Regions from separate parts of the Homo sapiens genome. Here all the other regions are linked to region 4. Evidence: chromatin contacts called from ENCODE Hi-C or POLR2A ChIA-PET data. All regions are on one chromosome and are shown on one strand. Each heading gives the region's core, a stretch centred on a gene start or an enhancer-like site at or near the end of the contact. The rest is flanking DNA. Distances are from core to core; before and after follow the strand shown.

The links. Hi-C counts contacts between places; a loop is a spot of excess contacts on that map. ChIA-PET counts read pairs that join two places held with the same protein, here RNA polymerase II (POLR2A). Pooled maps may share reads with other maps.
Region 1: a loop to region 4 is called in a map of gastrocnemius medialis, with 5 times the contacts of the local background. The contact joins the promoter of SMARCD2 here to the promoter of MED13 in region 4. A Hi-C loop is called at or near these places in 1 of 168 maps with a recorded cell type or tissue (gastrocnemius medialis), 1 of 37 single-sample maps with no recorded cell type and 7 of 50 pooled maps.
Region 2: a map of CD4-positive, alpha-beta memory T cell shows a loop between it and region 4 (9-fold over the local background). The contact joins the promoter of PPM1D here to the promoter of MED13 in region 4. A Hi-C loop is called at or near these places in 1 of 168 maps with a recorded cell type or tissue (CD4-positive, alpha-beta memory T cell) and 12 of 50 pooled maps. POLR2A ChIA-PET finds 5 or more read pairs at or near these places in 2 of 52 experiments (A549 and Caco-2).
Region 3: a map with no recorded cell type shows a loop between it and region 4 (7-fold over the local background). The contact joins the promoter of MAP3K3 here to the promoter of MED13 in region 4. A Hi-C loop is called at or near these places in 1 of 37 single-sample maps with no recorded cell type and 8 of 50 pooled maps.

What each region holds. Positions count from the first base shown.
Region 1 is chr17:63,839,192-63,844,755 of GRCh38, forward strand. SMARCD2 (SWI/SNF related BAF chromatin remodeling complex subunit D2) reads right to left here and starts at 3,494. Exons shown (of 13, transcript NM_001098426.2): 1 at 3,268-3,494. The coding sequence starts at 3,483. RefSeq lists enhancers at 98-392, 2,417-2,496, silencers at 98-392, 3,217-3,446, 3,817-3,986 and a cis regulatory region at 5,096-5,485.
Region 2 is chr17:60,598,928-60,604,427 of GRCh38, forward strand. PPM1D (protein phosphatase, Mg2+/Mn2+ dependent 1D) reads left to right here and starts at 1,266. Exons shown (of 6, transcript NM_003620.4): 1 at 1,266-1,959. The coding sequence starts at 1,488. RefSeq lists enhancers at 199-1,187, 1,188-2,175, 1,336-1,385.
Region 3 is chr17:63,620,549-63,626,496 of GRCh38, forward strand. MAP3K3 (mitogen-activated protein kinase kinase kinase 3) reads left to right here and starts at 1,869. Exons shown (of 16, transcript NM_002401.5): 1 at 1,869-2,215. The coding sequence starts at 2,212. RefSeq lists silencers at 1,110-1,179, 1,790-2,179, 2,270-2,329, 2,570-2,619.
Region 4 is chr17:62,061,956-62,067,771 of GRCh38, forward strand. It overlaps MED13 (mediator complex subunit 13), which reads right to left and starts at 3,323. Exons shown (of 30, transcript NM_005121.3): 1 at 3,185-3,323; 2 at 1,112-1,346. The coding sequence starts at 3,250. RefSeq lists enhancers at 2,714-2,813, 3,724-3,983 and silencers at 2,964-3,243, 4,034-4,113.

The DNA.
Region 1 (5,564 bases), core at 2,244-4,743, 1.8 Mb after region 4:
GTAAGCCCAGGCCCAGACATCCCAGACTAGTTTTTCCTAGTGCCTGAGACAAAGACAGGGAAGAACTGAAGCAGTGGGTCCTGCAGAGGTGAGCGAGGGCCCTGTGGTCCCCAGGAAGCTCCCTGCTGCAGTGTTCACAAAACCTGCAGCACCACCCATCCCTCCTGGGCAGGTGCTCCGGTAACAGGAAGTCCCAAGACAAGGCCTCATAGGCAGGGTCTGGAATAGGCTCCACCCAGACATCTGCTCCAGGTTTCCTGGGCCCAGAGCCCCTGGCTCACTCAGGGCCCCAGGGGAAGGCTGCTTATAGTTCAAGTCCCAGCTGAGCCTTGCCAAGCTCCATAGGGCTTATAGGCGCTAGCAACTCCTCCCACTTCAAAAAACAAAACAAAACAAAACAAACAAAAAAAAACAACTCAGGAGTTAAAGAAAAAAAAAAAAGCAGTCCAGCACTCTGAGCCTCCCTAACTCCCTGCCTGCAGCAGGACCAGGTAGGCCTGGATCAATCCCCTGAACCCCAGATGAGGAATCCAGGGCTCCGGTGAGCGTGCTTTGCCCTGCCCCAAATGTGGCCCTGATGCTCCTGGAACCTGGGCCTGAGGGCCTCAGTTGGGGAACATACCACCCACTCTCCCATGAGTAAAAAGGATTTTGAGGCCGGGTGCAGTGGCTCACGCCTATAATCCCAGCACTTTGGGAGGCCGAGGCGGGTGGATCACAAGGTCAGGAGTTCGAGACCATCCTGGCCAAGATGGTGAAACCTCGTCTCTACTAAAAATACAAAAAAATTAGCCGGGCGTGGTGGTGGGCGCCTGTAATCCCAGCTACTCAGGAGGCTTGAGGCAGAGGATTGTTTGAACCTGGGAGGCGGAGGTTGCAGTGAGCTGAGATCATGTCACTGCACTCCAGCCTGGGCGACAGAGTGAGACTCCGTATCAGAAAAAAAAAAATTTTTTTTTTGAACTTTTTGAACTCTCTGGAGTGAACCCAGCAATCTGAGGTTTTTGTTATTTTGTTGCCCAGGCTGGAGTGCAGTGGCAGGATCATAGCTCAATGCAGCCTTGAACTCCTGGACTCAAGCAATCCTCCTGCCACAGCATCCTGAGTAGCTGGGACCATAAGCGCACACCACCATGCTTGGCTAAATTTTTTTTTTTTTTTTTAAGAGATGATGGTCTCACTATGTTGCTTAGGCTGGTCTTGAACTCCTGGTCTCAAGTAATCCTTCTGTCTGGGCCTCCCAAAGTGCTAGGATTACAGGTGTGAGCCCACCATATCCTGCCCTGGAGGTTTTTTTCTTTTCTTTTTCTTTTTTTAGGTTCCTCTGTTAACTGTGATCCACAGCTAGAACCACCCTCTGGAGGAAGGGAGGTCATCACTTCCCTTCTTTCAACTATTTGCTCAGCTTGGGCCTCAAATTCTCACTTTTCAAGTGCATCTCATGAGCCCTAACAGACAGGAACCCCTTTGTTTCCCAGATCTCAAGTCCCTTCTCCTGGCAGTCATACAACTGGACTTGGAAAGAAGGCAAATAGGATCCTCTTCAAACTCAGCCAAAGTTAGCTGGCTGGGTTCTCCTTCCCATCTACCTCTCCTGCCAGGAGGAGGAAAGCTAGTGGGATGGGAAACCCAGACTCAGGGCCATCTCCTACTTCCGCACAGCTAGCAGCCCAGGCCTAACCAGCCAGCCAGCTTGGCCTTGCCACAGGCCCAAGGCCACCCCCCACCAAAACATGTGGAATCCATCCTCTCAGGGGCTGTCCCAAGGGCACATTTCCTATGGCTTGCATGCCAAGGAAACTGGAGCGGCTTGTCTGTTCCAGGTCCTTCCAAGGCCAAAGGCCCACAGATGGTGCCCAGGCCAGGTCTCAGTGGGCAGGCCCAAGGGCTACAATGAATGATGCAGGGAGCCCTCAGCAACACCCTGGGCCCATGAATCCCCAACGGGGACAGCAAGGTGGGAGAGATGAGCCCCAGCTGGAATCCCTGGGACCAGGTCTGTCTCTGCCCATACCCAGACTCTCTTTTCTCTTGAGAAAGGAGGAAGAATGAGGAGTAAGAAGGAAAAAAAAATCCAGTCACTGTCCCTAGTTAAGCCATCTCCTTAGAAGTGAGGGCCCAGTGGGGCAGGTAGGCTGTGTATACTCCACGAGGATCCCTAAGGACCTCTGCCTGGAGACATGAGTCGAAAACAGAGGAAGCCCACAGCAAACCCGTAGATGAGCAAGAAGCCAGTGTCAAATGCTTGGGCACATGGCTTCGGACGTGGTGGAGTTAGAACCTGAAGGCCAAATAAAAATGCAGAGAGGGTGACAAGGCAGATGGGCACAGTTTCCAAGCCCTCTGGGGCAACCTGAACAGCAGACTAGAGCACTGGCAGGGTCAGGCTGAGGTCCTCACACACTGAGCAGAAGTCGCTGCTTTGCAAGGGCTTTTGAAGCTGCAATCTGAGCAGCTCTCAAAACCCCAAAGGGGTCAGGACAGCACTCTTTGAAGCAACTCTCGCAGACTCCTCCGGCCCCAGACCAGCAGGGCTCCACTCTGCACGTCCAGACTAATCAACTCCCGGACACGATGACAGGAGGCAGAAAGCCCAGAAGAGAGCCGGCCTGTGACTGGGCTGGGCCTCCCCTCAGGCCAGGCCACCACCGTCTCTGGTCTAAGCTGGAGTCCTCCCAGCGAAGGCGCCTGGCCCTGCCTCAGGAGTAAAGTCCGCCCGTGCACAAGCTGGAATCCCCTGGCCCTAGCCTCAGCGTCCCGTGCCCGTGGGAAGCCAGGCTCCTTCCTCCTTATTAGCAGCCGGGAGCCATCTCAGACACGCTAGAGCTCCGCCAGTTCCCAATCAGAAAAAACAGGGCAGACTTGGACTGGGACCAAGGCCGATGCAGGGTAACCCCGGTTTCTCAGCGAGGGCCCTTTCCCAAACTTTCTCATCACTTTCCAGCCCTCCTACCCTAGACTTCTCAACCCACCCGCCACAATTCACTGGCTCCCCAAACTCCTCCATCTCCCAGTCACTCGGAATCCCTGTGCCGCGGAAGCCCCCAGGCCTCCCAGCTGCTTCCAGCCCTCCGCTGCAGAACCTGCTTCCCCTTCCCACTTCTCCACCGCGACCCGCCGCAGCCCGAGGGTCCCGGCCCGCCCTCCACCGTCTCCCGGAGTTCCTCATGCATTCCCCAGGGCCCTCACTCGAGGCCCCTTCAGCCGCCGGCCCGGGCGCCCTCGCAGCGCCTCTCGCCCCCGTCCGCTCGCGTCCTCCTTGCTCACCTGGTACTGCGCCGCGGGGCCCGCGGGGCCCATGGGGCGGAAGGCGGCGGCCCCGGGGCCCCCCACGCCTCCTGCCGGACCCGGTCCCCGGAGCGCCGGTCCGGGCAGCATGCCGGGTCCCGCGGGGGGAGGCGGCGCTCCCAGGGCCGCAGCCACGGCGCCGCCGCCAGGGCTTAGCGGGGGCAGCGGGAACCCGCCCGCGCCTCGGCCCGACATCGCTCCGTCCCGTCCCGCGGTGCCGCGATCCGGACTCCGGGCTCCGCGTCGAGTCCACTCCGTGCTCTGTGCTCCGCGATCCGGGACTTGGCGATCTTAATTCCGGGTTCCGGGATTTGTCGATCCGGGCTCCGGGATTTCCTAATCCAAGTTCGCGAGTTCCTCACAGACCCGGTTCGGGACAGATTCCGCTCCTGCCCGGGAGATTCCGGATCCAGGATCTGCTGCGGGCCCGCCTTCCGTCCCCGGCCTCCGGAGGTTTGGCCGCCCGAGTCGAGTTACCCAGAGGCGGCTACGAACTCCCTGCCCCGCCCAACCCAGCCCAGCACTAGGCCCCGCCTCTACCTGGTGCCCAATGCTCGAGTGCCTCCTCGAATCCTGCCCCTCGCGAGACCCGCCCCCAGCGGGCACCGCCCCTAACTGCCGACCTCAGAGCCCCACCCCCCCACCTTTGGCCCAGCCTTTCGTCGGAGGGGCGGGAGCGGAAGCTGCGCGCGGAAGCGCCGAGTGAGGCGCGGGGTCAGAGGTCTAAGGTCACTTAGGGGCTTCACAGTGAATGAGCCGTTGCTACTACTCTCTCCCGGTATAGCACCCTCACCGAATTCCGCGGCCACACTCCCCGAAAATAGTTTTGTCAAGTCTCCTTTCTGCATCTTCGGCGTTAAAGACTCAACTCAGAGTCGGTAGCTGTGGCTCACGCCTGTAATCCCAGCGCTTTGGGAGGCTGAGGCGGGCGGATCCCCTGAGGTCAGAAGTTCGAGACCAGCCTGGCCAACATGGTGAAAACCCCGTCTCTACTAAAAATACAAAAATTAGCCGAGTGTGGTGACGGGCGCCTGTAATCCAAGCTACTCGGCAGGCTGAGGCAGGAGAATCGCTTGAACCTTGGAGGCAGAGGTTGCAATGAGCCGAGATCGCCCCACTGCACTCCAGCCTGGGCGGCAAGAGTGAAACTCATCAAAAAAAAAAAAAAAAAAAAAAAAGACTCAGCTGCTCTGTGGGGCAGAACAGCAGCCAACTCAACTTCCTGTAAAAGCTCATGCTGGTAGCTCGGAACTGCCAAGGGACCTAGGAGGCTCCAGACTTGACCCAGCTGGTGAACGGTCGACTTGGCCAAGGCTGAGTTCTACCGCACATTTTTAACGTGGCTCCGCCTCACTTTAAGGAAGCCTGGTACTTTACTCCCCAGAAAATGCTTCTAGTCAAAAGAAATTTGGCTTATGAGAAACCTCCCCGCAGTTTAAAAAAAGAGGTCTTTCTCCAGTATTTATAGCACTTAATTTTCAAAAATGCAGTATCTTTTCAGGTACACTGTGCTGTATCAAAGTATTCAAAAATGCGTCAGCTGTGCCAGGGAGCCTACCCTCTGATGGTCTGGATCTCCTCGCCGTGATATGGACCAGTGCTGCTTAAACTTTAATGAGCACATAAAAAACACTCGAGGCTCTTATTAAAAATGCAGATTGTGGCAGGGCCCAGGACTCTGCATTTGTAACAAGCTGCCAGCGATGCTGTTGCTTCTCAGACCACACTGTCAAGAAGCCGGGATCTAGACTTTTTTTTTTTTTTAGTTTTTTTACTATAATTGCTTTATTTTTCCAGCCCCAACCAAGTAATACTTCCTTCCTTGCATCATAGCACCCCAGATCTTTTTTACAGTATAGTTCTCCAGTGCTTTTTAGAAATTAGTTCTCCTCATGCCTCTAGTGATAAACACCGCTGCTGCTGTTTTCTTACCTCCTGAACTTAGAGATCCCACTCTATTGCCCCAAGAGTCGATAACCTGTCAGTCTGGGGACTGGCCACTGGAATTGTTAAAGTCACTGAATCATGGCCCCTCCCATCCCTGTAAAGTGGGTTAAGAGTTCATGATAAGGCAGCTAATATCCATTTCAATCCTTTTAAGCTTCTAGAACAACAGTAATTCTCAAAGTGATAGGGGCAGTGGAGAATCAGAGTCCTCTGGGAAGCTACTCCAAAATACCTCCGCCAGCCACCCCTCCAATCCAATGGCTCTCAGTATTGTATTTGAAAAATAAGCTTCCTAGGTAATTCTGATGCGACCCAGTGGGTCGCATCAG
Region 2 (5,500 bases), core at 16-2,515, 1.5 Mb before region 4:
CTCCAAACAAGCTGGGATTTTTTTTTTCAAGCGTTTCCATGCCCTGGAACCATCTGGTCTAGTGCTTTTTGGGGTAATGAATATCTTCAATTGTATTTATTTTTACTTAGTTGATCTATTCAGATTTTCTACATTTTCTTGAGCTGATTTTGCTTATTTATATTTTTATTGATATAAAGATTTTTTCTATTTTTATTTCTTGTGCCAACTGTATGTACATTCCCCCCATTCCCGTTTCCATACTGTTTTTAGGCCATTTGAAAATCTCAAAGGTTTTACAGGAAAGTACAGATTGATGAAGAAATGGCCAAAAACGGGAAAAGTGAACTTTAAAGTGATTCAACTACAAAACGTATGCTACTGAGCAAATACTAGTGTATTCCTCGCTCTGCGGCTTAACTCCATGAAAATCCGTGCAAAGGTTTTAGCGTTGGGATTGTGACCGACTCGGTGAAGAGAGGGGACGATCACCAAACCGTTAGAGCACTGGGGCTCTTGGCAGTGTTTGTCAGTTATTTTCAAGTGATAACTTGAAGTGATACCGCAGGAATAAAATGCTGTATCCAGAGCTGGTCGGAACGAGCACTACCTTTAACAAAAGCTGAAAAGATCTGCCTAGGAATTCGTTAGAATACAGCCCTCTTACGTCTCTGACATACCTAGTTATGTGAACCGAGACTGTGCAGCTGACGGTGGAAATTTCCTAAGTGCTTTTTAAACAACAGAACTGGACTCCCTCCCTCCTCCATTCCCAGTCGAATACGTCCCACCCAGATCCAGCTCAAGGGTGCAGCACTTGTTCCGGCCAGCTCACAATCGCCCTTTGGAAGGGAGGTTTCCCGCCATTTCGCTTAGGAGGAGGGTGAACTCTTCTCCCTTCATTCTCCACTCGCTGGGGGCCCGAGCCCACACCACCTTCCTAGCAAAGCAAGCAGCGGGACGCCAAGGCCAGCAGGCCGCATTAAGAACGCTGGACTGAGCCAAAAGCCTACACAGACCAAGCCGCTCGGGAAAGGATCAACAACTGCCGACAACCCGGAGGGCGAAAACGCCCGCGGCGTAGGGGAAGCAAACTAGGAGATGCGCGGGCCCAGCGCCAGCGGCGGGAGGAGGCAGCGCGGCCGTCGCAGGCGGGAGCGAAGGCGGGGACGGAGGGCGGGCTCGCTCCACTCGACTCCGGATTGGTCGAGCTTAGAGAGCCGAGTGACGTCAGCGGGGGAGAACGCCTGATTTGTGTGGTGGGCGCGGGCGGTGGGGGGAAGCGCAGTGCGCAGGCGCAACTGCCTGGCTCTGCTCGCTCCGGCGCTCCGGCCCAGCTCTCGCGGACAAGTCCAGACATCGCGCGCCCCCCCTTCTCCGGGTCCGCCCCCTCCCCCTTCTCGGCGTCGTCGAAGATAAACAATAGTTGGCCGGCGAGCGCCTAGTGTGTCTCCCGCCGCCGGATTCGGCGGGCTGCGTGGGACCGGCGGGATCCCGGCCAGCCGGCCATGGCGGGGCTGTACTCGCTGGGAGTGAGCGTCTTCTCCGACCAGGGCGGGAGGAAGTACATGGAGGACGTTACTCAAATCGTTGTGGAGCCCGAACCGACGGCTGAAGAAAAGCCCTCGCCGCGGCGGTCGCTGTCTCAGCCGTTGCCTCCGCGGCCGTCGCCGGCCGCCCTTCCCGGCGGCGAAGTCTCGGGGAAAGGCCCAGCGGTGGCAGCCCGAGAGGCTCGCGACCCTCTCCCGGACGCCGGGGCCTCGCCGGCACCTAGCCGCTGCTGCCGCCGCCGTTCCTCCGTGGCCTTTTTCGCCGTGTGCGACGGGCACGGCGGGCGGGAGGCGGCACAGTTTGCCCGGGAGCACTTGTGGGGTTTCATCAAGAAGCAGAAGGGTTTCACCTCGTCCGAGCCGGCTAAGGTTTGCGCTGCCATCCGCAAAGGCTTTCTCGCTTGTCACCTTGCCATGTGGAAGAAACTGGGTAAGTTCCCTGGCTTGTTTGGCGCCCGCCCCTTTTTCAGGCAGTTCAGGGCTTTTATGGCACCAGCCCCGCGTGGGCCCCCGGCACCCAGAGCGCAACCAAAGTATACACTGATGGAAGTGACTAAAAGCTGTAATAGCGCTTTGCTGGGTGGAGGTCCGGGCAAACCAAGCGGCCTTGGGGAAGATAGGATTGCCGTCTCCCTGCAGCCTATTCTTGCTTTATTTCCATCCTCCAAGGATCAATGGGAAGCAGTCCACTCCCTTCCCTGCTTCACTTTGGTGGCAACCAGAGGAAACGTGTTTGAAACCTGGCGCCAGATTTTGGCCAAAAGATAAATCGATGTTGCACCTGGGCCAGGCGAAGGAAAAACTGTAGTGTTTCCTTAGAGAATCTGTCATAATTCTGCTCCTGAAAGTCTTATCCCTCTCGGTTGCCTCCTACCGGTGGTGTCAGTTCTCCAGATTGACCCGGGATTGCTGGGGTTGGTTGCTGGAGTAAAGCGTAAGCTAATTTAGAAGGGCTGAAACGTAACCATCCGGCAACTTAAAGTTTTGGAAGGAATTCCGTTGTAATGATGGTGAGATGTTTTTAGGATCATAAACCTGTACTGCTTATGAAAACTAAAAACGCGGAACGTGTTGTTACCTCTTAAAAACTGGCCCCGTGTTAAGGGTGTGCGTTAGATTCTGCTTGGGTTTTCTTTTTGGAAATTGCCTTAGCTGATTGCTTTCAGATAGTTCCCAACCGGTTGTTCCTAGTTTAAAAAGTACTTATAAATTGTAACTGCCCATCAAAATAAGAAAAGGCAAGGAATTACTGTATGCTAGAAGGAAATAAAGGTCTTAAATGTCTAAAAATTTCGGTGTAGTTGTAGTTTCATCTAAGTTTTTTTAAATGTTTGTAAAGCAGGCAGGATTTCTGTGCCCAACATTTACAGAATCATCTTACAGCATTATAATTGCTTATCTATTGCAGTGAATAAATGGCATGCATCTTTGTTAGAGCAAAGAAGACAATACTTCCAGTGGTGGGAAAAAACCTTGTTTATGGCAGCATAATAACGTTGCTTTATTTTCAGCAGAGGGATAGAGACATAGAGAAAAGAGTTAGATTTAGCAAATACAGAACATTTTTAGAAAGGTATTGTCATAGAGTTGTAGATTAGCCGGTTTCAAAGTCTGTTTTCCATTTGCTTGGCTTTCTGCCAAGAGTTAGTTGATTGACTCAAAAACCAGCCACTAGGCTTGTTGGAGGCGTTTCCCATCCATCCCAGGGGCCCCTCTTTATGGATTTATTTTGTTTTTGTGTAGGCACCGTAGAGCTGAAAGCACTGTAGTGTATTGTAGAAATATGTGATATCATTGACTGCAGGGCAACGAGAAGTCGACAGCAGCACAAGAGAGGAAGACTAGGCACAGAACTATTTAGAGTGCTGTTTATTTTGCAGTATACTTGGAGTAACATGAATTTGCCATATGTTTGAACTTTAAGGATAAAAAATCTTTAAGGTATAAACTCCGTTACATTAGTATTAAATTTTTTTTTTTTTAAGAGACGGGCAGGGGCGGGGGACGGGTGTGGGCCGCCTTACTTTGTTGCCCAGGCTGGGCAACAAGCGATCCTGGGCTCAAGCGATCCTTCCTCCTCGGCCTCCGAAAGTGCTGGAATTACAGGCGTGAGCTACCCTGCCGGACCTTCAGGAACATTTTTTAATAAAGCAGGGGCCATGCTGTTAAATGTAAATATGTATGGTTTAGTTTTACATACACAGACTTTTCGAATTAAGCTGTCACTCTTATGATGCATAAAGTTTAGAGCCTTATACTCCAGAAAAATGTTAAAGTTTGTTTTGTACCACAGCTAGACCTCAGACTTCGTCCTCAAAGCTTGAAAAAAAAAAAAAAAAAAAAAGTATGCTAATTATTTTGGGAGTCTTGACAAAGGAAACGAAGGTTTAAATTTTTTTTTCAATCACAAATTCTTGGATGGCTCCACATTTTCTGTAAAGTAAACTGTAGTTTGCAATCTGCAGGCCAACCCCTTTCCTGTACATATTCAGCCTCTCCAGTAAATTATATTTGTTACACGAATTTCCATTACATTAGTCTCTACTCACCTTTTTTCAGGACACATGGAAATACTCCATTTCCATTTTCTTGGATTCTGCCTCTCTCACCCTGCCCCCCCAACAAGGAAAACTCAAACAAAAATATATCCATCATGTAGATTCCCAGTCAGTATGTTTTCTTCTGTGAAGACTACTTTCTTTTGGAATTGAGCACCCTTTTTTCTACTTTTGTAGTGCTCATTGGATTGTAGTAATAGTTCTCAAACTTTTTGCTCTCAGAACCCTTTATATGCTTATTGAGGACCCCAGAGAGTTTTTATGTGGGCTACATCTTCCAGTATTTACTATATGAGAAATTTAAACTTAGGCAATTTAAAAATATTTCTTTAAAAACAAACTTATATGTTTATATATATATTTTAAAGAAAAAACACTTTTTTCCCCAAATAAGAAATAGTGGTGGGAGGAGTGGGGTTGTTTTACATTTTGCAAACCTCTTTCAATGTCTGGCTTAATAGAGGACAGCTGAATGGCCGGGCGCACGCCTGTAATCCCAGCACTTTGGGACACAAAGGCAGGCGAATCACCTGAGGTCAGGAGTTTGAGACCAGCCTGGCCAACATGGTGAAACCTTGTCTCTACTAAAAATACAGAAATTAGCCGGGTGTGGTGGTGCATGCCTGTGATCCTAGTTACTCAGAAGGCTTAGGCAGAGAGAATTGCTTGAACCCGCGAGGCGGAGGTTGCAGTGAGCTGGGATTGGGCCACTGCACTCCAGCCTGGGCAACAGAGTGAGACTCCGTCTCAAAAAAAAAAAAGACAGCTGAATTATCATATCCACTTCTGCACTCAATCTCTTGCGCTATTTGGTTGAAGTATCTAAAGAAATAGCAGCCCCACATGCATATGTAGTAGGAAAAAGGAGAAATATTTTATTAGTCTTTTCAGATAATTGTGGATATTCTGCACTAAAATGGTAGCTATTTTCCCCCCCAGAGAAAGGTGGAAGAAAAGTAGTTTCTTAAAGTTTGCTGAATTGGAATTTGAAACCTTAGTAATGAATTTCATACTTAATACGTTAAGATCCATTGGTCTATTTTGTACTTTGAACGAATCTCATCCATGTGTGATTTTTGTGACATAGTGCATTAGTTATTTGGAAAATAATGGTTCACTCAGTTAAGAACGTCCTCTGAATAGCAACACATTTCATTATACAATATCAAAGAAAATCATGTTTGTTAATATCACTGATCTCATCAGAAAACTCTTTAAATATTGGGAAGCTATCTAGTTCACTGTTGTGGATACACATTATCCAAAATGTATTTTTCAAGCAACAATTAGAAATGTATCATTGAGAACAAATACTGTCAGTTTTTCTTGAAGCGAAAAGCTCACTTTGTTCATGTTGAAGATGTACACCAAATGCCCAAGTCTTATTAACACAGTTTATCAGTCTCTCAAGTA
Region 3 (5,948 bases), core at 619-3,118, 1.6 Mb after region 4:
TCCCCTTTATCCCCGCTTTCAAGAATAGAGATTATTATAGTTAAGGAACTCCAGTAAACTGGGTAGAGACCAAATCAAGTGGGAATATGGCAGGCTTAAGCTTGTTGGAAGAAAAAGAAAACAGGACAAGGGGGCTGATTAAATATACGGAGATGAGTGTAAAGAAATAAGGGAGGCTGCTTGCAGTGGCTCACGCCTGTAATCCCAGCACTTTGGGAGGCCGAGGCTGGCGGATCACCTGAGGTCTGGAGTTCGAGACCAGCCTGGACAACATGGCGAAACCCCGTCTCTACTAAAAATTCAAAAATTAGCCGGGCGTGGTGGCGCACGCCTGTTAATCCCAGCTACTTGAGAGGCTGAAGCAGGAGAATTGCTTGAACACGGGAGACGGAGGTTGCAGTGAGCCGAGATCGCGCCACTGCACTCCAGCCTGGACGACAGTGTGAGACTCCATCTCGAAAAATAAAAAAGAAAAAGAAAAGAAATAGGGGAGAGCCCAAGGTAATTCTTAAGGGATTTGACACTCAAGGCAAAGCCACCACTAAATGTTCTTAGTGGACAGTGGACAATGACATCTGAGGAAGATTATTCTGGAGCCTGACATATTACACTGGAACAGAGGCCGGAGAAAGGAGCCCACATTAATTGTGGTGGACTTGGAATCTGAAGATCTGAGTGTATAAAATGTTGAACAATGAAAAGGTTGGGGAAATTAATTATGGTGCCTTTAATTTTGAAACATCATGCAATCAGTACAATTGTTTTGGAAGGATATTTGGTGGCACGGGAAAACAGAATAAAATGTAAGCATACTACAAAACAATACAAAGCCATTTTTGTCAAACGCCTATCTAGGTAGGAAATAGATTATCTCTGGGGTGGGATCTTTTCTTTTTCATAGTTTTCTGCATTTTTCAATTTTCCTACAAAAAGCTCGTGTTGCTTTTATAAGAAAAAAGTTATTTTCTGAAAGAACCTCTGGCGGAACTCAGATTTCCAGGGACCCACATGCCAGCACTATCCCAGCCTCGGGTGTCTGAGGTACCTAGACCAGAGGGTGTGGCCCTGGAGGTGTGAGACAGGGAAAGCTGGGCTGGGCCGGCCGCCCCTGCCCGGGGCAAGAGCAGCGTCGGGACCGGAGGACCAGTCGGGGGATGGGGCCGCAGAGGTGGCCGCGCGCCGGGAAGTGCTCAGGCCAGACCCTCCCCACTCGTTACACGCCCTGTGCTGGGCACGGGGAGGAGCAGGACGCCACCCTCTGGAACCACCCAGATCGCTGGGGCCTCCGAGAACCCGGAGGGCGGAAGGCCTGAGGGCCCCCTGCAGCCGCCTACTCCTCACCCCAGCCCTAAAGTAGCCGGCGGGGAACTGCGCCAGCCCGCGCGCCCGCCGAGCCTTCGGTGACTGACGGGAGGTGGGAATGTGGGCGGAGCCTCACGCCGGAGCTGTGATTGGAACAACCAACACCTCCCAATCTCTCCCAAGAGAGGGAGACAGCACCAGAGAGGGATGCGCAGAGGCGGGGGCTTAGAGGCCTCTACGTGATTGGCTAACAGCGCAGGGAGCCGGGCGCTGTCCCGATGATTGGCAGGCGCTAGACAGCCCTCGGAAACCGCCTTGGCTTCGCCCATTGGCATCCTGTGAGAGTAGGCGGGATTGGTTCATCGTGTGGTGCTGATGATTAGCTGGCCGCTGAGAGTTAGGGTGTTGGGAGAGAGTTGGAGGGGGACGGCGGGGGCTGCCGACTTCCTTCTTGTTATTGGCTGGTGAGGTGGGTGGGGGTGGTGCGACGGCCCAGCGGCTGCCTGGGATTGGTGGGGGCCGGCGTGAGTGACAGACAGGGGGGCGAGCTGCGCGACCAGCGGTTTGTTTTTCGGAGCGTTCCTGAGGTGGAGAACGGTGGCCGGACGGAGAGACTGCGGGTCTGAGGGACTGGCGGGCGGGCGGGCCGAGCGGCGCCGCCGAGGCCGGGCTGGGCCGAGCCCAGGAGCGCCCGGGATGTAGCGGGCCACCCTGCCGATGCCACAGCGCCCGGCCGCGGGCGGAGCCGGAGCCGGAGCCTGGGGAGGCGGCGGGGGCCCAGAGCGCAGCCCGCGCCCCCCGCGCGGAGCCAGGCCCGCTGCCGTCCCCGCCGCCCGGGCCCCCGGCATGCAGCCCCGGCTGCGGAGGTGACACTCACGGACCTTAGCCACCGCCGCCGCCATCGCCACCATGGGTAAGTGTCGCCACCGCCCCGGCCTGTGCCCGCGCTGCTTCGCGACGCCCCGCCCCAGGCTGAGGGAGGAGGACCCTGGGCCACCGCCTGACAGGCATGGACAGCCCGCCCGGCCCGGGGCTGCGGACCGCCGGCCGGCCGGCCGCCCGCCCCGCTCGCGCGCCGCGGCCCGGGCGGGGGTTCTGGCTCCGCGGGGCGGCCCGGCCGGCAGAGCCCGCTCGGCAGCCCTCCTTCTGGGCGGCGCGGCGGGCGCATCCCGGGGAAGCGGCGGCGGGACCGAGGGCCCGTGCTCCGCGGGGCAGCCTGGTCCGAACGAGCCGGACCGCGAGCCCGAGGGCGGGGGAGCAAGAGCGCAGTGTGGGGCCCGGGCTGGAGGCTGCCGCAGGCCCAGCTGCTGTTGTGTCTTTTCCTTGATTTGCTTTTTTTTCCTGCCTGTGTCATTTCCTTCCCTTTGCTCACACAGGCCGGCCTGTGAGAGTTCCCGGGGCTTGCTCTCCAGCCCTGTGCGCGCCCCAGCGCAGGGGGGAGGGCGTGCGGGGCTCGGCTAGGAGGCGATTAAACTGGAGCTGTGATCAAGCGCGCGGTTGACAAATGCGTGCTGCACGCAGATTGCTGGGGGTCAGGAGTTGGTCGGATGCTGCCAGTTAGAATTCACATCCTACTTTTTGAAAAATCCCGTTGCAGGGGTTTAATCCATTATTTTTTTCTTGCGGTATCCCTGAAATTATGTAACTTTTGAAAGAAACATTTGCTACACAAAAGAATTTCTCTGAAATCACTTCCTTTTTGTCAGTATTTACAATTTCTACTGTGAAGATGTAATCTAAGGAAAGCTTTTAATGTCTTCCGCACGTAGCATTTGAGTTGAATTATATTCCATATCCTTTTTGGTAGTTTAGCAAATGACTACTGGACTAGACTAAGAAATAACATTTTAAACGTTCTTTACTTCTCCTGCCCAGACAGGTGTTGTGATACTGTTGTCACAAGTTTTGCAAAATATTTGGTATTGCCCTAAATAATAATAAAAGGGTAAACTTCAGTGAGAGGATCGTTTGCAAAACGTTCCGTTGCTTCTGTGAAGTGCCCCATGTGAAGAGGGAGCCTTAATGTTTGCCTTGCCCTATAGCAAGGTCAAGTCCTTTTTGTAGGAGGTTAACTGTACGCTATGTCAAATTCGCCAGATATTGTTTTGTGACCCATCTCTACACCCTGGCTTTGAATGAATTGCCTTGTTCTAGTTCATGCTGTCCCTCATACAGTATGAGAAGGGTTTGTTCATTTGCTGGGCTTACTGTTTCCTTCTCATGCTTTCCTTCAGAAGTGCGTGCTCTTCTGAGGGAAGGTCTGCTGTGAGAGTGGACATAAAAGGAACCCAGTAAGGCCTGGTATTTAAATATATAATTGAAGAAATGTTTATTGAATTTTTTTATAGATGAGACACAGAATTCTTGTCTACCCCAGGATTCAAACATTTATCTTGTATTATAGATTTTGAATAAATCTTCGAATTGATTTATGAGCCTGTATTGTGATAGTCTTTCTTACAAGTCTTTTTTCTTGTCCTGTGGGGGCAGCTGTTAGTCCCAAAGGAGAGTGTGAAATACTTAAGGGTATGTAGACCATCCACTTCCTACTTTGTTGACTGCTACACCAGTTAGAGTGCCCACATGTGTTGACTACATCTCATTATCTAACATGAAAATAGATATGAACCTGTTTTCACATTTCAAGACATTTTCAAAAAGTTTATAAGTGTGTGAGTATATGGAGACCAATGATGGGGAGGAAGGAAACTATATAGGCTGGGTCTAGAGCCCCAAAGAAAAAAGGGCCAGGACCTCAGGATCTTCTCATTTGTCCCCACATCAGTTGTCCTCCTGTCAGTTTTACGTGAAGACACATGTAAAAGGAACATGCAAGAGGAATTAACTTCCCTGGTGGCTGCAGTATATTAGGCAAGCTAGTTTAAGAACCACTGCCCTAGCTTTCTTCACTTTCCCCCATACAATTCTCTCCATCTTTTTTGTGAGGGGAAAGTAGATGACCTTGATACACTGTTAGAGCTAATATTGAATTCTTCTTGACACCTGGCTGTTCAATTTGCTTTGTATAGAGCTCATTGAGGATATGTATACACAGATACATTCACACACAGTCTCTCTCTTAAATACTAGTTTCCATTTTGGTGATGAAAATTTGAATTTCCAGTTTAGTTAGTTTGCTTTTAGTTGCTGTAGTTCTAAATAAACTCAAAGGATTGATAAGAGAGAAACATAGACTTCTTAGTATTTTAGTTATACTTGTTAAACTCCAGCCTCATGAAGAAAGGACTAAAACTTGAGTCTCTGCCCTGCAGGTTCTTTGGTTAAGTAACAGTCACATTTTCCTGAGCTGTTCTAAGCCCAAGACTGAAGCCTGTTTGACAACTTGGGTTAATAAAAACATGTCAGATTTTATATTGTCTGTTAGCCCCAATGAATTTCTAGTGGAAATTATTTATCTCTGTAAATAATAGGAAATTTTTTTTTTTGCTTTGATACTATGTGGCTATAAAAAATTGGGATTGACTGGTTGTTTTTTCTTGGTCACTCCAGAATTCATTTCCAGATTTAGTAATCATAGTGGCAAATGCTGTTCATAATACCTGAGATTGTTTATGTGGTCTTTTTATAAACGCAGTCTGAAACTTTATATATCACTGAAAAATATGTAACAACTTGGAAATGCTACAGGAAACTATAGTGAATGGAGTACAGGATTACAGATGATCTGGTTCTGGTTTGAAGTCAGAATTATTGTGACTTACAGACACCTTGTCTAGGGTTCCAAGGCTGTTAGGAGCTCCCTGTTAGAATAGTCTCAATTCAGTTTGGCTAGAATCTGACCACCTATGTAGACTCTGAATAGTTAGCAGCTGTTTTGATTGAAATTTGAATCACAGTTTAATAAATCAACATGGCTATGTCATTACTAGATTTCTGATATTTTTAAAAATGACAGTTGGATTTTAAAACTGAATTTTAGGTTGGGCATGGTGGCTTACACCTATAATCCCAGCACTTTGGGAAGCTGAGACTGGTAGATCGCTTGAGCCCAGGAGTTCGAGAGCAGCCTGGGCAACATGGTGAAACCCTGTCTCTACTAAAAACACACAAACTTAGCTGGGCGTAGTGGCATGCCCCTATAGTCCCAGTTACCCAGGAGACCGAGGTGGGAAGATCATCTGAGCCTGGGAGGTTGAGGCTGCAGTGAACCATGATCGTGTCACTGCACTCCAGCCCAGGCAACAAGAGTGAGAGACCCTGTCTCTAAAACAAAAAACAAACAAAAAATAGCTGAATTTTAGGCATCTGTAAAAAGTAAGTATCTGTCCAACTGAGCATTACTTAGGGGAATACACAGAGGATAAGATGAGGTTTTTCTGGTTCTATGGAAGCTGTTAATTTATTCTTTGCCCATTTGTTGAATGCCTCCTATGTGCCAGGCATAGTATTAAGCCCTGTGCCTGTGTTATCCTGTCCTCAAGAAGTTACAGTTAGGTAAGGTGAAGCAGAAACATGTAAACAATTAAGTGCAAAAGTGTGTAAAGATATACAGGAGAGAGATCAATTCTGTCGTTTTGGTATTGACACATGTAATTCTATAGTCTCCAGTCCTTTGGGTTAATTTCACTAAACGTTAAAATGTAGTGGTGATATATATTGATTCTTATGAGGAATAAATGGCCTAC
Region 4 (5,816 bases), core at 2,073-4,572:
TGAAAAGCAATTATCAAAACATACAAATGTAACACGTACATTCCTACATAAATGTTGGTCTTACTAAGTACCAGTTCAAGATACAGACACCTAGAATACATTCTATCCAAAAATAAAATAGATCCTATAGGTCAGAGATACAATAACAAAAACTTCAGAGTACTCAATTTCAAATAAGAACTTAAAAAAAATTATCTAGAAATCCTAAGTTTATCTGTCAAAAATCATTATCAAACTATCTTACTGAAGTCTTTGGAACCTTATAGCATACAACCAATCATTTATATTCCTATTATCTAAGATTCAGTTAATACTGACTTTCACAATTTAAAGCTTCAGTAATTATATGAAAAGCTATAGTTTCTCTTTCTAAAGTAGCATTTGGTCCTAAAAGTCAAGAAAATAAGGAAGTAATCACATTGATTTGCTCACAATAAAATTGTTTGTGTAACCTTTTAGATTATGATCCCATGTCCCATAAAAGCTAAACAAGTTGGCACTTTTCTCTTATTATGTTTGACAGAACAGTATATGAGTCACTTTCCAAAAATAACTAAATTAACATATGCCTTCATAAGTTAATCAAATAGCACAAATGACAATAACAAAATACATGCCTTAAAACACACACACACACACACACACCACACACACACACACACACACACACACGGATAGTTACATTTCCAGTACTTTTAGAATCATCTGCCTATTCAATGCAAAAGACTCAACTTCAGCAGTGGCTGAAGTGACTCAAAAGTTACATCTGGCTTCTAAACTATTACACGACTTTGTTAGGAACTCTGTTTCCTGATTCCATTTTTTTAGATTAATGTAACATGCCTTCTTCGGGCCCTAACTACCTGTGAGAAATTAAGAAGAGAGGTGGTGGAAGGAGAAAGTCATTCACGCCTTAAAAACCCAGCTATAACAACATGGATAATTTAAGTAAAATAAAATAATCATGGTGAAATAAAACAATGAAGCTGAATTTTTATCTGGCCTCCTAAGTCTCCCACAAAAACAAACTTAATTTGTAATACATATGACATTCTGGGAGAAGTATACAATGTTGCTATATCATTAGTTAGAAATGGAAAGTTTCTTTCACCTGATAAGTCATGGTGAATAAGGTCAGCAAAACTGGGGTCTTCACCCCACCAAAATATCCACAATTCTCTTCTTCCAGGTCTTTGATCTCGCCGCCAAACACCAAGTACATCTGCCTTAAGGCAGCGACTAAAACTGCTCAAAATGGGGTCTTCTTCTGTCACAGGAAACAGAATAGGGGCAGAAGTTGGGCCTTGCCATACATATTTTTTCCACTTAATTCCTGTCAAGTCAGCCTGAAGGAAAGAAAGCATTAAGTTTTATTACTGCATATTCACTCAAAGTCAAAAGTACTCAATATGATGTCTCTTATTTCATTAAGACATTACAATTTTTCAATGTATGCTTGAGATATTGACTGCAAATTAGAACAAAAAAAGACTTTATAATTCAACAACCAAGAATTTTAGGGAGAAGAATACAGTTAAAAATTACCACCACCATGTCACTGAATAGCAAGCAAATATGTACTCCAAGTAGAAACAGAAGAAACTGAATGATGTTAAATATAGACACACACTTCAATATGCAAACAGAGTACATTTTTCTCTGTCCTAACTGGTCACATTTGTTCACTGGTGTCAAACTTTTAACTGAAAATCAATTATTAAAGACCCTATCATGGGTTTTTATTCCACATTTACAGAAGTAACGTCTCTAATGAAAAGACATCTGAACAAGTTCTGAAAAAATCTATGTTAATTCTTCACACACACCCCTGTCGGAAAAGTCAAATAGCTACTCACAAAGAACTGTCAGATTTGTGCTAGTCTATCTTCAAAGAACTGATCCTAAAAGTACCAAAAATAGACTGAGTTGGATAAGATAGAAATATAAAACCTGGTGTATGTCTTATTACATGTGAAGAGATGCTGATTAATGGACATTGAAAAGAAAAACATACTGTAGACGAGGATAGAGTATTAAAGATCTCAATTTAGCATGGGCGTTAAGAAATTCGACAAGAGGAATTCAGTAATTTAATCTAACTTAAAGGAGCAAAGCATAAGGTGCCAAAAATGAAACTGCTGATACATGACTGGCAGTTTACACTTGCCAACTAGTTGTGCTCCTCCCACTTAACTCACTTACCTATCATATACTCTTAATATTTCTCATAGCACAAAGGAGAAAATGAAAAAGTAAAGTCACCCAAACTTAAAGTCATTGATGAAGCTCAGCTACTGTCCCATACAGGACAAGTTATTTGCAACAGTTGGTACTTCTGAAAGCCTTAACTGTTGGATGTTACCAGACCTGGGCTAACCTACACAATGATCATCCCTACATCCCGCTTCTCTCGACTTTCCATTTCAATCAAACAAGGGAGCAGCCTGCTCAAAACATTCTGAAAAAGCAACCAAAACACAATAAATATAGAAACAGTGCAAAACCACAGCACCTCGTCCACTAGCCCCCTTCACTCTCACAAAAACATCATGTTCTAATAAAAGCAAGATGGCTAGAAATTGTCAAAAATGGCAAACTGTTTTCAAAGTTTAAAAAGAAAACATATGAAATGGCACCTACTGGCTTTTACAGAGAGATCTTAAGTCACCCAAGAAAGAAACTAACCTGGCGTTAGTTTGACTCATACAAAAAAAATGTAAAACCAAGACAGGTTTCTAGGGCTTAAGTTCTGGGGTCCTGTTTACATGGGGAAACCAAATTAAAAGGGTAAGACATAAAGGCGGTGGGGAGCAGGGGCAATAATGTAAAGTGTGAAGCAGGGATACAGGGCCAATAAGGAGAAAAGCAACAGTTAAGCAAGACAAGAGGGAAAGGTTACTGTCCTGCCAGATAAGGAGCTCAAGTTGAGGACGAGACTACGGTGAGAAGGAGAGTCCGAAACAAGACGAGAAAAAATGCCAACACTCCCCTAAACAGAGCCCGGGACCGTAGGAGAGCGAACGCCGCCTCCCGGGGCTGGCCGCGGAGCTTCGCAGGGCGCCGGCTCCGGCTGGGCCTCGCCCGGGAACTCGGGCATCTGGACCAGACCCGGCCCCCTCCCCCACGGCCCAAGGGCGCACCTCGCGGCCCCCCTCCCTCGGCGCCCGCCGGCCCCGGCACTCACCAGGCAGAAGAGGTTACAGTGACAATCTTCCAGGCTGGCCCCGTTCGGCACGAAGGAGGCACTCATCGTCCCTCACAGCAGCCGCCGCCGGCGCCACAACCCACCATCCGCCATTACCGCCGCCTCCGACCAGAGAGAGAAACACAGACACCGGGGAGGGCCGGGGGGGGGGTAGTGGTTGGGGGGGCGGTGGAAGAGGAGGCCGCCGGGCGCCCGCCCTCCCCACCCACCCCCCCGCCGCCGCCGCCGCCGCCGCCGCCGCGAGCAGCCCCCGCCGCCCGGCCGGCACCCAGCCGCCCGGGGCCGAGGGCCGGAGGCGGGAGGGCCGCGCCGCGCTCGCCTGGCGGGCCGGACTGCGGATCCCGCAGACGCTCGTCCCTCTCTGGGGGACGGAGGGGATGTGTGCCCCTACCACAAGAAAAATAATAAATTACACAATAAATAATCAAAATCAAGTCCGAGACGGCAGAGCCCAAGCCCAGGACGGTTCTCCCGGGCGGAGAGGCGCCCGCACAGGAGCGGGAAGGGCGAGAACCGGGAGAGAAGCCCAGGCCCCCGGCGCGGCAGCGGCGATGTCCTTAAGCCCAGAGTCTCCTCAGCGGCGGAGGTGGTGGCGGCGTCTGCGGGCTCAGACCATTCTCTGGCTCTGTCTTCGTGTCGTTCCTGGGCCAAGCCGGCCTAAAGTTTGCCCTCCTGTGGCCTCACCGGCTGGACGCCGTAGTCTCCCCCATTTTGTGGGCCCAGCGGGCGGTGTTTTTCCCCCTTTAATCCGAATTCACGGGTTTTCCCTTCGCTTTAATGGCGGCCACAGGGACCAGCTCGCCCTCTCTGCTCACCCATTGGCCGCCTTGAGGTCACGTGGGCCCGGGCTCGGTTGGGAGGGGGAGAGAGAAGTGAGCGAGGGAGGGCCGGGAAGCTTTCGGCGGAGGCGGTGAGCTCGGGGGACGGGGCAGCCAGCTGGTGGCCACTAACATAGCGCCATCTGCTGGGTGCCCCGGCCAGTATAAAACGACCCGGGGCCCTGGCCCTCTCTTTGCGGGGAAATTTACAGTCCAGGAAGGTTCATTTCACAAATCAGTGAGAATTACGTGGAAATCAGTTTGAGTTCTTTGGAAGAGAAAGTATTGGCAAAAATTCCAAGACATTCTCATTTATTTCGCGAGGCCGCTGGGGTGCAGGTGCAAACCTCTGGATTTGGGAGTCAGATGATCTGGATGGGGATAAGACTCCTCAACCTAAAAGTTGTGATATGAAGATATAAATTTAAGAAACAAAATATTGCCCTGTAGTTAATAGACTGGGAATTAGAGCCACACTGCCTGGGTTCCAAGCTTGAGCAAATCACTTCCTGCTCTGTGTCTTTACTCATCTGTAAAATGGGGAAAACATATCCCTTACCCCACAAGCTTATTGTAATGAGTTAATACAAATTAAGCAGGTAGCCCAGTGCCCCGCACAGATAAGCACTGTTAAGAGTTAACTATTATTGTTGTCATCATTACCTCATATAGTTATTGTGACGAGCAGGAGAACTAGTGTATGTAAAGGTCTCACTATTTTTTTGTTGTTTACTTCTGTCTCTCTAGTGCCTAAAAAAAGGTTCCTAGCACACAGTAGGTGCTTGATATTTGTATAGTTACAAATGAATGGGTGGTAAGAAGTAAGAACCAAACAAAAGGTTTATTCTCTTTCCCATAAAACACCCAGTGCTTGGATGGGTTACACTTCAATATGAGTTCAAAACAGTTTCTCTGACGGTTTTAGGATTGCAAGAAAGAAAGAAGAAGAAAAAGATGATTCAGAAGTTAGAAACATCAGTGAGTTAGGACTTACTGTAATTTTATGTATTACAGATACATAATTATGTATTATGTATTACAGATACATAATTGTATCTGTAAAATGAATGGTAGACTCTTCCATGTCACTTCTTCAGCCACGGAATGAAAAGAAGTCCTCATTTATCCACTTGTTCATCTGTGGTGGTGAAGAGCCCAGATCTGAAGCCCAAAGCCTGGAGAAAAAGTTCTGCCCCTCACTAGTTAGTCTTAGATCATATTTGACCTTAGATCAAATTAATTTTGCTTTCTCTCGGTTATTGTAAAATGGGGGTAATAAAAGTACTTTTCTTCTAAAATGACTGGTGAATGAAACAATGTAGATACAGTGCTTGCCACAGTGCTTACTTAATGTTAATTATTAATGTAATTTTAAAAATCATTGAGAACCTGCTGGCTCAATTGAGTGTGTTCCTGCTCTGTGCTAGGCCTAGGATACAAATAGGAATAAGATACCTGCCTGTCCCTCAAGATTCCTGAAGAGAGGCACTAAAGGAAACATTTCCTACAGAATAAGGTAAAATACAATGGGGGTAATTGCTTGAATAAAGTATGTACCTACTATGGCATAGTAAGTGCACTAGAAGAAGAGCATCAAACTTAGAGAAGTTGTCATAAAGTAGGTAGCATTTGAAATCAGATTTGAAGGATAAAATGAATTCTTATAAAGCCCTTTGAAGCAGTTAAATCTTATTAAACCTAATTCGAACCCAAAGTCCACATATCAAAGTCAATTATGCAACCAGGACTAATTCAATCCAGGAGCTCAAATCAACTAAGGTTGGCATCCTTTA